Linked DNA regions of Homo sapiens: region 2 is linked to region 1. Evidence: chromatin contacts called from ENCODE Hi-C or POLR2A ChIA-PET data. All regions are on one chromosome and are shown on one strand. Each heading gives the region's core, a stretch centred on a gene start or an enhancer-like site at or near the end of the contact. The rest is flanking DNA. Distances are from core to core; before and after follow the strand shown. Region 1 has its middle 9.2 kb from the start of SESN2. Region 2 overlaps PHACTR4 (phosphatase and actin regulator 4).

Region 1 (6,333 bases), core at 3,644-6,143:
TGGGCTGCTTCACCTTGTATTTTTCTGTTATTGAGAAGGCTTCTTTCTTTCAACCTCATGAAGCAAACTATGCTAGGTTTAAGCTTTTCTACAGCAGCTTCCTCACGTCTCTCAGCTTTCCTAGAATTGAAGAGAGTTAGGGCCTTGCTCTGGATTAGGTTTTGGATTAAGGGAATATTGTGGACGGTTTGATCTTCTATCAAAGTCTGAGACCACTCAAACTTTCTTCCTATCAGCAATAAGGCTGTTTGCTTTCTTATCATTCATGTATTTATTGGAGTAGCATTTAAAATTTTTCTTTAAGAATGTTTCGGCCGGGCGCAGTGGCTCACGCCTGTAATCCCAGCACTTTGGGAGGCCGAGGCGGGTGGATCATGAGGTCAGGAGATCGAGACCATCCTGGCTAACAAGGTGAAACCCCGTCTCTACTAAAAATACAAAAAATTAGCCGGGCGCGGTGGCGGGCGCCTGTAGTCCCAGCTACTCGGGAGGCTGAGGCAGGAGAATGGCGTGAACCCGGGAAGTGGAGCTTGCAGTGAGCCGAGATTGCGCCACTGCAGTCCGCAGTCCGGCCTGGGCGACAGAGCGAGACTCCGTCTCAAAAAAAAAAAAAAAAAAAAGAATGTTTCCTGGCCGGGCGTGGTGGCTCACACCTGTAATCCTAGCACTTTGGGAGGCCGAGGTGGGCGGATCACAAGGTCAGGAGTTCGAGACCAGCCTGGCCAATATGGTGACACCCCGTCTCTCCTAAAAATACAAAAATTAGCCAGGCATGGTGGTGGACACCTGTAGTCCCAGCTACTCGGGAGGCTGAGGCAGGAGAATCGCTTGAACCTGGGAGGTGGAGGTTGTAGTGAGCCGAGATCAGGCCACTGCACTCCAGCCTGGGAGACAGAGCAAGACTGTCTCAAAAAAAAAAAAAAAGAATGTTTCCTTTGCATTCACAACTTGGCTATTTGGCTCAAGAGACCTAGCTTTTGGCCTATCTTGGCTTTTGGCACATGTTCTTCACTAAGCTTAATGATTTCTAGCTTTTGATTTAAAATGAAAGACATGCAGCTGGGCTTAGCGGCTCATGCCTACAATCCCAGCACTTTGGGGGGCCATGGCAAGAGAACCGCTTGAGCCCAGGAGTTTGAGACCAGCCTGGGCAACATAGCGAGACTCTGTCTCTACAAAAAATAAGAAAATTGGCTGGGCGCAGTGGCTCACGCTTGTAATCCCAGCACTTTGGGAGGCTGAGGCGGGTGGATCATGAAGACAGGAGTTCAAGACCAGCCTGGCCAAGAGACCAGCCTGGCCAATATGATGAAACCCCGTCTCTACTGAAAATACAAAAATTAGCTCGGCGTGGTGGTGGGCACCTGTAATCCCCGCTACTCAGGGAGGCTGAGGCAGGAGAATTGCTTGAACCCGGGAGGCAGAGGTTGCAGTGAGCCAAAGATCGCGCCATCGCACTCCACCCTGGGGGACAGAGTGAGACTCCAACTCAAAAAAAAAAAAAATAGAAAATTAGCTGGGCTTGGTGGTGCATGCCTGTAATCCCAGCTACTTGGAAAGCTGAGGCAGGAGGATTGCTTGAGCAAGGCACTCCAGCCTGAGTGACACAGCGAAACTCTGTCTAAAATAAATAAATAAATAAATAAAGTGGGTCGGGCTTGATTGATTGCTTGAGCAATGCATTCCAGTCTGGGCGACAGAGCAAGACTCTGTCTCAAAAAAACAAAAAAACAAAAAAATGCATTATCTACAAAGCACAGTAAAGTGCAGCACAATAAAACAAGATATGCCGGCCGGGCACGGTGGCTCACGCCTGTAATCCCGGGACTTTGTGAGGCCGGCCGAGACGGGTGGTTCACGAGGTCGAGATCAAGACCATCCTGGCCAACATGGTGAACCCCGTCTCTACTAAAAATACAAAAAAAAAAATTAGCTGGGCGTGGTGGCGTATCCCTGTAATCCCAGCTACTCAGAAGGCTGAGGCAGGAGAATCCCTTGAACCAGGGAGTCTGAGGTTGCAGTGAGCCAAGATTGCGCCACTGCACTCCAGCCTGGCGACAGAGCAAGACTCCGTCTCAAAACAAAAAGACAAAAAAACAAGATATGCCTGTAGTGAGTCCTTAGTGAATATTTTTGAATGAATGTGTATGAGTTACTCTCCTCTGTTGAATAACTCCTTAGAATCTTTAAGGCAGTCACTAAATCATTCCCAAAGCTTCATTTACATAGTAACTTTGTGAGAAGAAAAAGCAAAAAATTCTTAGAATTTTTTTTTTCTTTTTTGAGACAGTCTCCCTCTACTCACTCTGTCACCCAGGCTGGAGTGCAGTGATGTGATTATAGCTGACTGTAACCTCAAACTCTTGGGCTCAAACTATCCTCCCAAGTAGCTAGGACTACAGGTGTGCACTATGCTGTCCGGCCAATTTCTTTTTATTTTTTGCAGAGACGGGTCTCAGTATGTTAACCAGGCTGGTCTCAAATTCCCAGTCTCAACTTCCTAAAGTGCTGGGATTACAGGTGTGAGCCACTGAACCTGACCCAAAATTCTTTTTTTTTTTTTTTTGAGACAGAGTCTTGCTCTGTCGCCCAGGCTGGAGTGCAGTGGCGCAATCTTGGCTCACTGTAACCACTGCTTCCTGGATTCAAGCAATTCTCCTATCTCAGCCTCCTGAGTAGCTGGGACTACAGGCACATGCCACCACGCCCAGCTGATTTTTGTATTTTTAGTGGAGACGGGGTTTCACCATGTTGGCCAGGCTGGTCTTGAACTCCTGACCTCAGGTAATCCACTCGCCTCAGCCTCCCAAAGTGCTGGGATTACAGGTGTGAGCCACCGCGCCGGCCTTTTTTTTTTTTTTTTTTTAACACAGGGTCTCAGTCTGTCTCCCAGGCTGGAGTACAGTAGCACAATCACTGTTTACTGCAGCCTCAACCTCCCAGGCTCAGGTGATTCTCCCACCTCAGCCTCCCAAGCAGCTGGGACTATAGGTGCACACCACCACACCTGGCTAATTTTTGTATTTTTTGTAGAGACGAGGTGGGGGGTGGGGGGTGGGGCGGTTCACCACGTTGCCCAGGCTGTTATTGAACTCCTGAGCTCAAGCAATCTGCCCATCTCGGCCTCCCAAAGTGCTGGGATTACAGGTGTGAGCCACCACGCCCAGCCTTGATATTATCTTTTGTGACCTGGTCTCCAAAAAAGAAAAGCCAGGAAGAAGCACAGACATTAAGAGTTACTGAGCTCCAGCAAGAATTCAGGATACATCACTGTCTCAGGTAACTCTCACCACAACGTTGTGAAACAGGCTATTGTGTCTCCATTTGACTGATGAGAAAACTGAGACTCAAGAGGTAACACGTCTGGACCAAGGTCAGATAGGTTAGTAATATGCTGAGTAAGGATTCCAACCCAGGCAGGAATGACTCCTATGCAGAAACTCCACCACTCCATTGATGAGACAAACACATGAATATGTAAGAAGCCGGCTGGCAAAAGGAACTGATGCTTAAAGCAGATATATTAATTGGAAGTGAGAAACATAACTGTCAAGCGACCTGTAATTGAGAGGCCAGGGCATTCCTCTTTGTAGGAGAGCCTTTACTGAAAGGCAAATTTATCATCTGAAGGTGGCTAAGGCAGCTGGAATCTGAGCAAGTGAAAGGACGAATTATTGAACTGCTCTACTCAGCAACTATCTGCTGGTCAGGGCTCCAGTTCCTTCCTTCCTTTTTTCATTCAATAAATATTTATTTACCATCTTGTGTGTACCAGGCACTGTGCCTGGCTCTGGGAAATCCAGTGGTGAAGCTAGCAGCCTAGCAGGGCATGGCAGGGTGCCACTGGCTGGGCACATTCCTCCCCTCCCCACTGCCTTGTATTTTTGGTTGGGTAAAGATCTCCTTCTTCTGTTGCCACACTCTCAACTCTTGCATCAGCTATGTTGAGGCCACTGATTGGCCAGCTATTTATATTCCTCAATCACCTTCCAGTCCCAAAGATACACCTACCTAGACTGGATTTGAAATGTTTTTGAGATGTCTTCAGCCTTAGATCCATTTCAGATTATGACCCTAATATGATTGTCATCTGTTCTGTATTCATTCTTCCTGAATTAGTTTTCTAGTCTCAAATTCTGAGATCACTTTACTATAATGACCTTGTAATGGGACCATTCGGGGGGCTGTGATTTATCACCCCAGATGTCATTTTCTGAGCTCTTCTTATTGTTTCCCCCCTCCCCACCCACTAATCTCAGATACAATTCCTGCCCAGGGGGAACTTTCAGGAAAGAAGTTCCACTCCAATTGGTTTGATAAAGCCAAAGAAGACCCATCCTTCAAGGCTTAGTCACACATTAATTCAATTACTCATGAAGCAGGCATTGTGCTAGGTGGGGAGGGAGGTCCTTCCTGCACAGAGCTGACAGGTGCCGAGCTGTCAAGCTACACAACCAAAATTGTCCTTTGGAGTTGTGCATTAGCAGGCAGTACAACCACAGACTCCCAGAAACAAAGCCAACTATCTCCTAAGAGCACTTCCCAGGAGTCAGGCAATTCGGGTGCCAGCTTTTAGCCAAGTAACCCAAACTGAATTTTTTTTTTCCAGCTCTTTGAATCTGTTTCCCTATCTGTAAAACAAAGAAATAGAAATTAGCTCTAAACTTGCAGAGTCATTATGGAGAGAACTGGTGCCATAAAGAACTGGCAGTGTATATAATTCGTCTTCTCGATTGCATACTGAGGACAGAAATCTTCAGGTTTGGAAACGTTTACCCTTCTTAAATGCAAAAACTAACGCACTGGGTGCTTTTGGGCAAATTGCTTGGTTGATTTAGTTTAGTTTTGTCGGCTGAGTGGTTCCTCAACGCCCCCTGCAGGCCAGATCCTGCTATAGCTAAGTCAGAATGGAGTAGGAAAGGGCTGGCCCAAACCGTTTTGAGTTTATAGGATTGTTAGGGTCCATGTCACCGCCTGAAGGTCTTGAAAAGAGGCCAGGCAACAGCTAAGTAAAGGTCTGTGGTTGCTGAAGATTCCCCCTGCTGCCAGCAAGGACCAGAGTCCTAAAATACTTCACAGCCCGAATGCACTTTCCATTGTTTTGGCTTACTACCTCTCTTACAAGGCAGGAAGCCTCAGGTCGAGAGAGAGGAATTTGCCCAAGGTTCCCTAGGAAGTTGGCCACAGAGTGGAGACTAGAATCTCGAGGTCCAGGGCTACCTACACCTTAATAGGCTGCCCCAGGAGAGAAGCCTCACATTTTCAGAAAGAACAACTTCTCCCTTTCCTCTGGTCTCCCTTCCTTCCCCAACCCTCCACTCCTAGAGGCTCTATACATCCTATTCTCAGAGAACCACCCTGAGGCTTGTCCCTGGAGCAACGCCTCTGGCCTCCCACCATCCTGTCCTACCTTTCCCTATCCCCAGCGGAATTCTGTACCCCGACCCCCTCCCTAAAAAGGCCACACTTGGAATCAGGATATCGGAGTTGAAGGTTCCAGTTCCAACCCTTTCTTTGTGAACCTCAGCAAAACACTTCACTTCTCTGAACCCGTTTCCTGTTTTTTTGTTTTTGTTTTTCTTTTATTACGTTTTTGTTTTTCTGAGACAGGTCTCGTTCTGTTGCCCAGGCTGGAGTGCAGTGGCGCGATCATAGCTCACTTAAGTTTGGAGCTCCTGGGTCCTCTCACCTCAGCCTTCCGAGTAGCTGGGTCTACAGGACTGCATGTTAAATGTTAAATGGGGCAATAGTTTACCTCCACCGTTCTATTGTGAGAATGAGAGCTTATGCATGGAAACCCCTTAACAAGGCTTGATGCAGATGAAGTGCTCAATAAACTGTAGATTATCTATATTTTTACTGTTATTTTGAAGGATCTGGCTCAGTGACTGGCTGATAGTGGTGGGTGTTCAAGAAAGGTGCCTACAACCATTAATATTAAAAGTTTGGCGCACATAGCCTGGCATTTAGTTGCAGTTTAATAAACTGTGGCTAGTATTGTTTTTTTGACCCCAGGACGCCCAGTGCGGTTTCAGCGTTAACAACTCCTTAGCGAAAATTGCAGAACAGACTTTTCGCTCAGCAACAGGCTCCTCTTACGTAAACCGCACCGGCCAATGAGCAGGAAGATGGGCGGGGTTTCTTGGCAGCCAATAGTAGCCCGCAGCGGCGCGCAGGATAGGCCCAGGCTGGTTTCCAGGCTGCGTACGGAAACGAATCCCCGGGGCTCTTTGACTGGGGGCGAGTCTTCGAAGTCGCCAGGCTCTGCCTATCAACCGGGTCCTGATTGGTGCAGGCTGTGGCGGTCCGCCCCTGACTCCGTCTAGCCCCGCT
Region 2 (6,619 bases), core at 1,344-3,843, 220 kb before region 1:
CAAGCAGGGCTATCTAGAGTAAAGGAGAAATAAGAGGCAAGCTTTAAAGGCACTTACACTTTTAGCATTTCAATAGTGATGGGAAGAGACCTGGTCCGACCCAGCGTACTGCTGTCCTCAGAAAAGCTGTCACTGTTTTCAAAAAGCAACGAATGAGCTCTGTGAGAACCCTCCAGAATAGGAGTCATGGGAAGTGGGCTGGTGAGGGCCTGCTGGATTCGAATATGCAGTGGGAGTGGAGGCAGCCTAGAGGGTATATGGGGCTCCCCAAAGTTCTGGTCCAGTATCCTCTTGGGGACTTCCTTTTTCTGATCTTCCTGCTGGGGAATCTCCTGGTGTAGATCTAAGGATGGTGGAAACTCAATTTCTGGCACAACTTGAAAAGTCTTAGCAGGGAATGGAGGGGTGCGTGGAGGCTCTGGAGGTATATGAGTAGGCAGTGGGGGGGACGGAGAGCGAGGTGAGATCATTGGTAGTAGTTCCGAGCCCATAGAACACGTGCTCTTCTCTCTTTCATCACTTGGTGTTTTTGTGGTGATGGCAGCAGCAGACTCCAAGGTGGGTACTGAGGTTGATGGAATGCCTCTCTTAGGTGGTAAGGGTGGGGACGGTTTTGATAACAATGTACCACTGTTTATTGCTTGGGACAGTTCAGCTGGAAAAGAGAGAGCAACACATCAATTTCACGACTTTCCAATGCTTTGAAGGGCCGGCCCAGGGCCTAGAATTAAAGTTGAGTTCAGTTTTAATCTTTTAAGCAAGTTAAATAATTTCATAGTTTTGCCATTCCCTATATATTTTATCCTGAAATGAAGTTTATATTTATTCAAATAGAAGGCTTAATAAATGTACAGAGGTGTAGGAAGACTGATGAGTAGCTTACTTCATTGCTATGGCAACAGATATGACAATTTTTTTTTTTTTTTTTTTTTTGAGACAGGGTCTCACTCTCTCGCCCAGACTGGAGTGCAGTGGCGCGATCTTGGCTTACCGCAACCTCTGCCTCCCGGGCTCAAGCGATACTCCTGCCTCAGTCTACCAAGTAGCTGAGATTACAGGCGCACGCCACTACGGCCCGGCTAATTTTTGTATTTTTAGTAGAGGCGGGCTTTCACCATGTTGGCCAGGCTGGTCTCGAACTCCTGACCTCAAATGATCCACCTGCCTTGGCCTCTCAAAGTGTTGGGATTACAGGCGTGAGCCATGGCACCCGGCTGACAACTTTTTGTAACTTGATCTTGGTGTAGTTAATATGAATAGAGACAAAAAAAATCTGATAAAAAGTTATCTTGTGGCTGGCACGGTGGCTCACACCTGTAATCCCAATACTTTGGGAGGCCGAGGTGGGCAGATTACTTAGGTCAGGAGTTCGAGACCAGCCTGGCCAACATGGTGAAACCCCGTCTCTACTAAAAAAAAAAAAAAAAAATTACAAAAATTAGCTAGGTGTGGTGGTGGGCACCTATAATCCCAGCTACTCAGGAGAGGCTGAGGCACGAGAATCTCTTGAACCTGGGAGGCGGAGGCTGCAGTGAGTCAAGGTCATGCCACTGCACTCCAGGCTGGACAGCACAAGACTCTGACTCAAAAAAAAAAAAGTTATTTTGTATAACAGTACTCCATTAAAAAATTTAAACATTCAGATAGCATAAAATAAGTATTAGTGGGTATTGTTACCATATCCTGATAATGGTATCTAGATATCTTAGCTCTGTGTTATAAAACTGTCAATACTGACATCTTGAATTTTTATAGCAATTGCAAAGTCCTTTGAAGAAATCAAAGTGTTTTTTGTCCTTGAAGTCATATTCTCCTTATACCACCTGAGGTGACAGGGGAAAAAATATAGCATCTTTACCATTTTTCAGAAGGAAAAGGCAAGGCCACAGAAGCTAGGTGACTTTGCCCAAGATCATACTACAAACTGGCATGGACTCAGCTGGTATCCAAGTCTCTGACTATTTGACTGCATCCTACTGTCTCTAATTTTTTTTTTTTTTTGAGACGGAGTCTTGTCGCCCAGGCTGGAGTGCAGTGGTGCCATCTCGGCTCACTGCAAGCTCTGCCTCCCGGGTTCACACCATTCGCCTGCCTCAGCCTCCCAAGTAGCTGGGACTACAGGCGCCCACCACCACTCCCGGCTAATTTTTTGTGTATTTTTAGTAAAGACGGGGTTTCATCATGTTAGCCAGGATGGTCTCAATCTCCTGACCTCGTGATCCGCCCGCCTCGGCCTCCCAAAGTGCTGGGATTACAGTCGTGAGCCACCGCGCCCGGCCTACTGTCTCTAATTTTTATTGGTATGCACACCTCTTATGTTCCCTTTGCACCTCAGCTTCCCATGTTCACTCTCCACTATATCATGGGCTCCTTGATGGCAGGGCAACCTTGTCTCCATCAACATATCATCCACAGGGCTGTGCACAGTACCTGGCATCTAGTGGACCCTCAATATATGTTTATTAGATGAGAAGCCTTCACCCTGTATCATGACAGTATATATTCCTATAGTTTCACCAAAGCCCACAATGACTCAGCAAAGGTGTTGGTGTTGTTTCAGCAAAGTCCCTTTGGAGGGCTCCAGATGACCTGTAAGAAGTGGATCATCAGATCACACAGGAGTAAAACTGGTAAAGTAATTAAAGGGTAGTTATTTTTTCCCTGCTGACAGGAAAAAAAAAAAAAAAGTAGTTCTTTTGATCACCAACCTCTAACCTTCTACTCAAACCCTTTAGTTTCATCCCACTCAGTATTCTCAAACACTCTCAAAAACTTCCCTTAAATAAAACTGTATTTGTCCTAAATCTCCAAAATTGGAGATGTTCAAAGTAAAAGGCTAGCTAATTATTTTTTTCTTTTTTGAGATGGAGTTTCACTCGTTGCCCAGGCTGGAGTGCAATGGCGCCATCTCGGCTAACTGCAACCTCCACCTCCTGGGTTCAAGTGATTCTCCTACCTCAGCCTCCTGAGTAGCTGGGATTACAGGCATGTGCCACCACGCCCGGCTAATTTTTTGTATTTTTAGTAGAGATGGGGTTTCTCCATGTTGGTCAGGCTGGTCTTGAACTCCCGACCTCAGGTGATCCACCCGCCTCGGCCTCCCAAAGTGCTGGGATTACAGGCATGTCCGCTTTGCCCGGCCAAGGCTAGCTAATTTTATAATTCTTTTTTTTTTTTTCTTTTGAGACAAGGTCTCCCTCTGTTGCCCAGACTGGAGTGCAGTGGCATGAACAATAGCTCACTGCAGCCTCGATCTCCTGGGTTCAAGTGATCCTCTTGCTACAGCCTCCCAAGTAGCTAGGACTACAGGCCCATGCCCCCATGCCTGACTAATTTTTTTAATTTTTAGTAGAGACAAGGTCTCACTATGCTGCCCAGGCTGGTCTTGAGGTCCTGGGCTCCAGTGATACACCTATCTCAGCCTCCCAAAGTGCTGGGATTATGGATGTGAGCCACCACACCCAGCCTCTTTTCTTTTTAAATTTATTTTTATTTTTAAATTAAATTAATTTATTTTAGACAGGGTCTCACACTGTGTCACTGGAGTGCAGTGGCGCAGTCACGGCTCACTGCAATTTTGACCTCCCTGGGCTCAGGTGATCCTCCCACCTCAGCCTCCCAAGTAGCTGGGACCATAGGCATGTGCCACCATGCCCGGCTAATTTTTGGGGGGGGTATTTTTTGTAGAGATGGGTTTCTCCATGTTGCCTAGGCTGGTCTCAAACTCCTGGGCTCAGGTAATCTACCTGCCTCAGCCTCCCAAAGTGTTGGTACTACAGGTGTGAGCCACTGTACCTAGCCTTTTCTTTTTTTTTAGAGACAGGATGTTGCTCTGTTACCCAGGCTAGAGTGCAGTGGTGCAATCATAACTCACTGCAGCCTTGAACTCCTGTGCTTACCCAATCCTCTTACCTCAATCTCCCAAGTAGCTAGAATTACAGGCACATGTCACCATGCCCAGCTAATTTTTAAATATTTTATAGAGATGGGGTCTTGCTACGTTGCTCAGGCTGGTCTTGAACTCCTGGCCTCAAGTGATCTTCCCACCTCGGCCTCCCCAAATGCTGGGATTATAGGCATTGAGCCACTGTGCCTGGCCTAATTTTGTAATGTTTTAATGTCTCTCATCATAAATAATTTTTTTTTTTTTGAGACAGAGTCTCGCTCTGTTGCCTAGGTTGGAGTACAGTGGTGCAATTTTGGCTCACTGCAACCGCCACTTCCCGGGTTCAAGTGATTCTCTCCTGCCTCAGCCTCCTGAGTAGCTGGGATTATAGGCATGCACCATCATACCCAGATCATTTTTTGTATTTTTAGTAGAGATGGGGTTTCACCATGTTGCCCAGGCTGGTCTCAAACTCTGGGCCTCAAGCGATCTGCCCACCTCGGCCTCCCGAAGTGCTGGGATTACAGGCATGAGCCACCATGCCTGGCCCCATAAATAAATTTTAAAAAAGGCTTTCTAGAAAAACACTGCATACACACACAAAAAGATTCTAAAAATGTGAATTTTAGGAGCAGTGAAAGAGATATTTTTGGAAAGATTGGATTTTTGCTGATTCTCTAAAAATAGCTGTTAGCTATTCCATCTACAACAAAACTCATTCCTGATGAGACCATAAATGAATATTTTTACTTTTGAATTAATAAAATAAATTCTATTTGGTAATTTGAGGAAGGCATATATGTTAAGGAAGTAAATTCTGGTATATATACCCTGACAACAGCATCTGGCTGTAGTTCTGTGGAAAAATTTCAGAGTGTTTCTGGGATGGGTAATAATTCCCTTTCACCCGTTCAGCTATTGCTGGTGGTTTTTCCTTAGTCGTAATACTCCATGTTATATGGATGAGAAGACAGTAGTACTTCTGAAGCAATGATTTCCAAACTTTTGGATTTCAGTGACCAAAACAATAACAAAAATCTTGATCAACCTCAGATTGTTGGTTTTTTTTCTAGTGTTTTTTTGAGGTTGTCATTTTCTAAGATTTCCAAATAAGGCTTGATATTAAGTAAACCATTTATGATCATAATCCTTTTGTGAAAGAAATGGCATTTTAACACCAAAGGATTAGGAAGGTTGTAATTTTAGAATAAAAGAGAGTCCTTTAAATTAAATCTATTTAGCTCTAAGAAATGCTCTGTGAACTGTTCTATTTTTCTTCTTTTGTTGAGGACCCCTCATGGACTAATACTGATTCCTCAGTTACAAGGTCTATTGTTTTGGGCTATTTACCTCAAGCTAAGAATGAGCTCTGCAGTTTAGTCCAGGGTATCATACACAAATTATCATTTTATATGTTGCCTTAACTTGAAAAGGGTGGTATGCCACTGGTGTAGAGCAGAGGCTCTTAATGTGTGCTCCCTGGAGAGCAGCATCAGTGTCATCTGGGAACCTATTAGAAAGGCAAATTCTCAAGCCCATCCCAGGCTTACTAAAATCAGAAACTCTACGGGTAGTGTCCAGCAGTCTGTTATCATAAGCTTTCTAGGTGATCCTGAGGAGAACACCAGTTTGCAAACACTACTGTAAGGAACAGAGGTCTGGACCTGAGAGTTGAAAAGCCTATGTTCAGTTTCTATCTTTCACTAACTACAACCTTCTTCTTTTTTTTTGAGATGGAGTTTTGCTCTTGTTGCTCAGGCTGCAATGCAGTGGCACAATCTCAGCTCACTGCAACGTCTGCTTCCCACGTGCAAGCAATTCTCCTGCTTCAGCCTCCCGAGTAGCTGGGATTACAGGTGCCTACCACCATGCCCGGCTAATTTTTTGTATTTTTAGTAGAGATGGCGTTTCACCATGTTGGCCAGGCTGGTCTTGAACTCCTGACCTCAGGTGATCCACCCGCCTCTGCCTCCCAAAGTGCTGGGATTACAGGCATGAGCCACTGCGCCTGGCCTACAACCTTGAATGAGTCACAATGTCTTCATGTTCTAATTGCCCTACCTATGGAAAAGATAAAATTGGTTTCCTGCAGCACAAGGTAGTTTTGAAAATAAGTATGTGAAAGCTCCCCAAGTTCCTCACAGATAAGTCAACATGACACTATCCATCCAAAGTGGTGGTAATAACAACTTCATCCTGTTTTCATCAAGCTACTCCAAACTGTCATACTCATAAAATATTCTAAGCCTGTTTTTCAAGGTTTGAATCACTCCACCCAACATGGTGATATTAAATATTTAATGAGTATAGTTTTTATTCATTCGTTCAATCGTGAACAAGAACTTTAAGCAATACTAAGCCTAGTATCATTTTTCCTGAAAAAACTATATTTTTATTAGCTTTGAAGCACTCATTAGCTTTCCTCTCCCTTTCTTGAAAATTCTTCTAAGAAATTGTGCATTTATATAAAGAAAGTAGACTTAAATAGAACTTTGGGTAAATGCAAAAAATTTACTAAACCCATACAAATTTTACTGATTATATTCCCTGCTTTCTCTACCATCACTTATTTTAACATAAGAATAGCATTCTTAATTCTCCCAAGATAAAACATGATTTTATCAGAACAATTTAAGTAATAGCTTCTGCAGTTCCCTGTGAAGATAACTATGCCAGACACTGAATCCCAAATTCCACTGGCATCTACAGAATCATCCTTTTATCTACTAGACT

The links. A loop is a pair of places that touch in the nucleus more often than their neighbours do. ChIA-PET counts read pairs that join two places held with the same protein, here RNA polymerase II (POLR2A). Pooled maps may share reads with other maps.
Region 2: a loop to region 1 is called in a map of K562, with 10 times the contacts of the local background. The contact joins two enhancer-like sites. A Hi-C loop is called at or near these places in 1 of 168 maps with a recorded cell type or tissue (K562) and 10 of 50 pooled maps. POLR2A ChIA-PET finds 5 or more read pairs at or near these places in 10 of 52 experiments (Caco-2, GM10248, HEK293 and 7 more).

Annotation. Positions count from the first base shown.
Region 1 is chr1:28,247,196-28,253,528 of GRCh38, reverse strand. No RefSeq gene overlaps it. Among named protein-coding and RNA genes, the nearest start is that of SESN2, 9.2 kb to the left of the region's middle. RefSeq lists enhancers at 2,415-3,288, 4,927-5,126. Within about 2 kb of position 4,893, at least 39 of the 41 ENCODE cell types and tissues checked have a DNase peak (open chromatin) inside an H3K27ac peak, as active enhancers do; they include PC-9, where a contact is called at or near this core.
Region 2 is chr1:28,467,590-28,474,208 of GRCh38, reverse strand. PHACTR4 (phosphatase and actin regulator 4) reads right to left here. Exons shown (of 14, transcript NM_001048183.3): 7 at 58-655. Among named protein-coding and RNA genes, the nearest start is that of SNHG3, 35 kb to the left of the region's middle. Within about 2 kb of position 2,593, at least 2 of the 41 ENCODE cell types and tissues checked have a DNase peak (open chromatin) inside an H3K27ac peak, as active enhancers do; they include PC-9, where a contact is called at or near this core.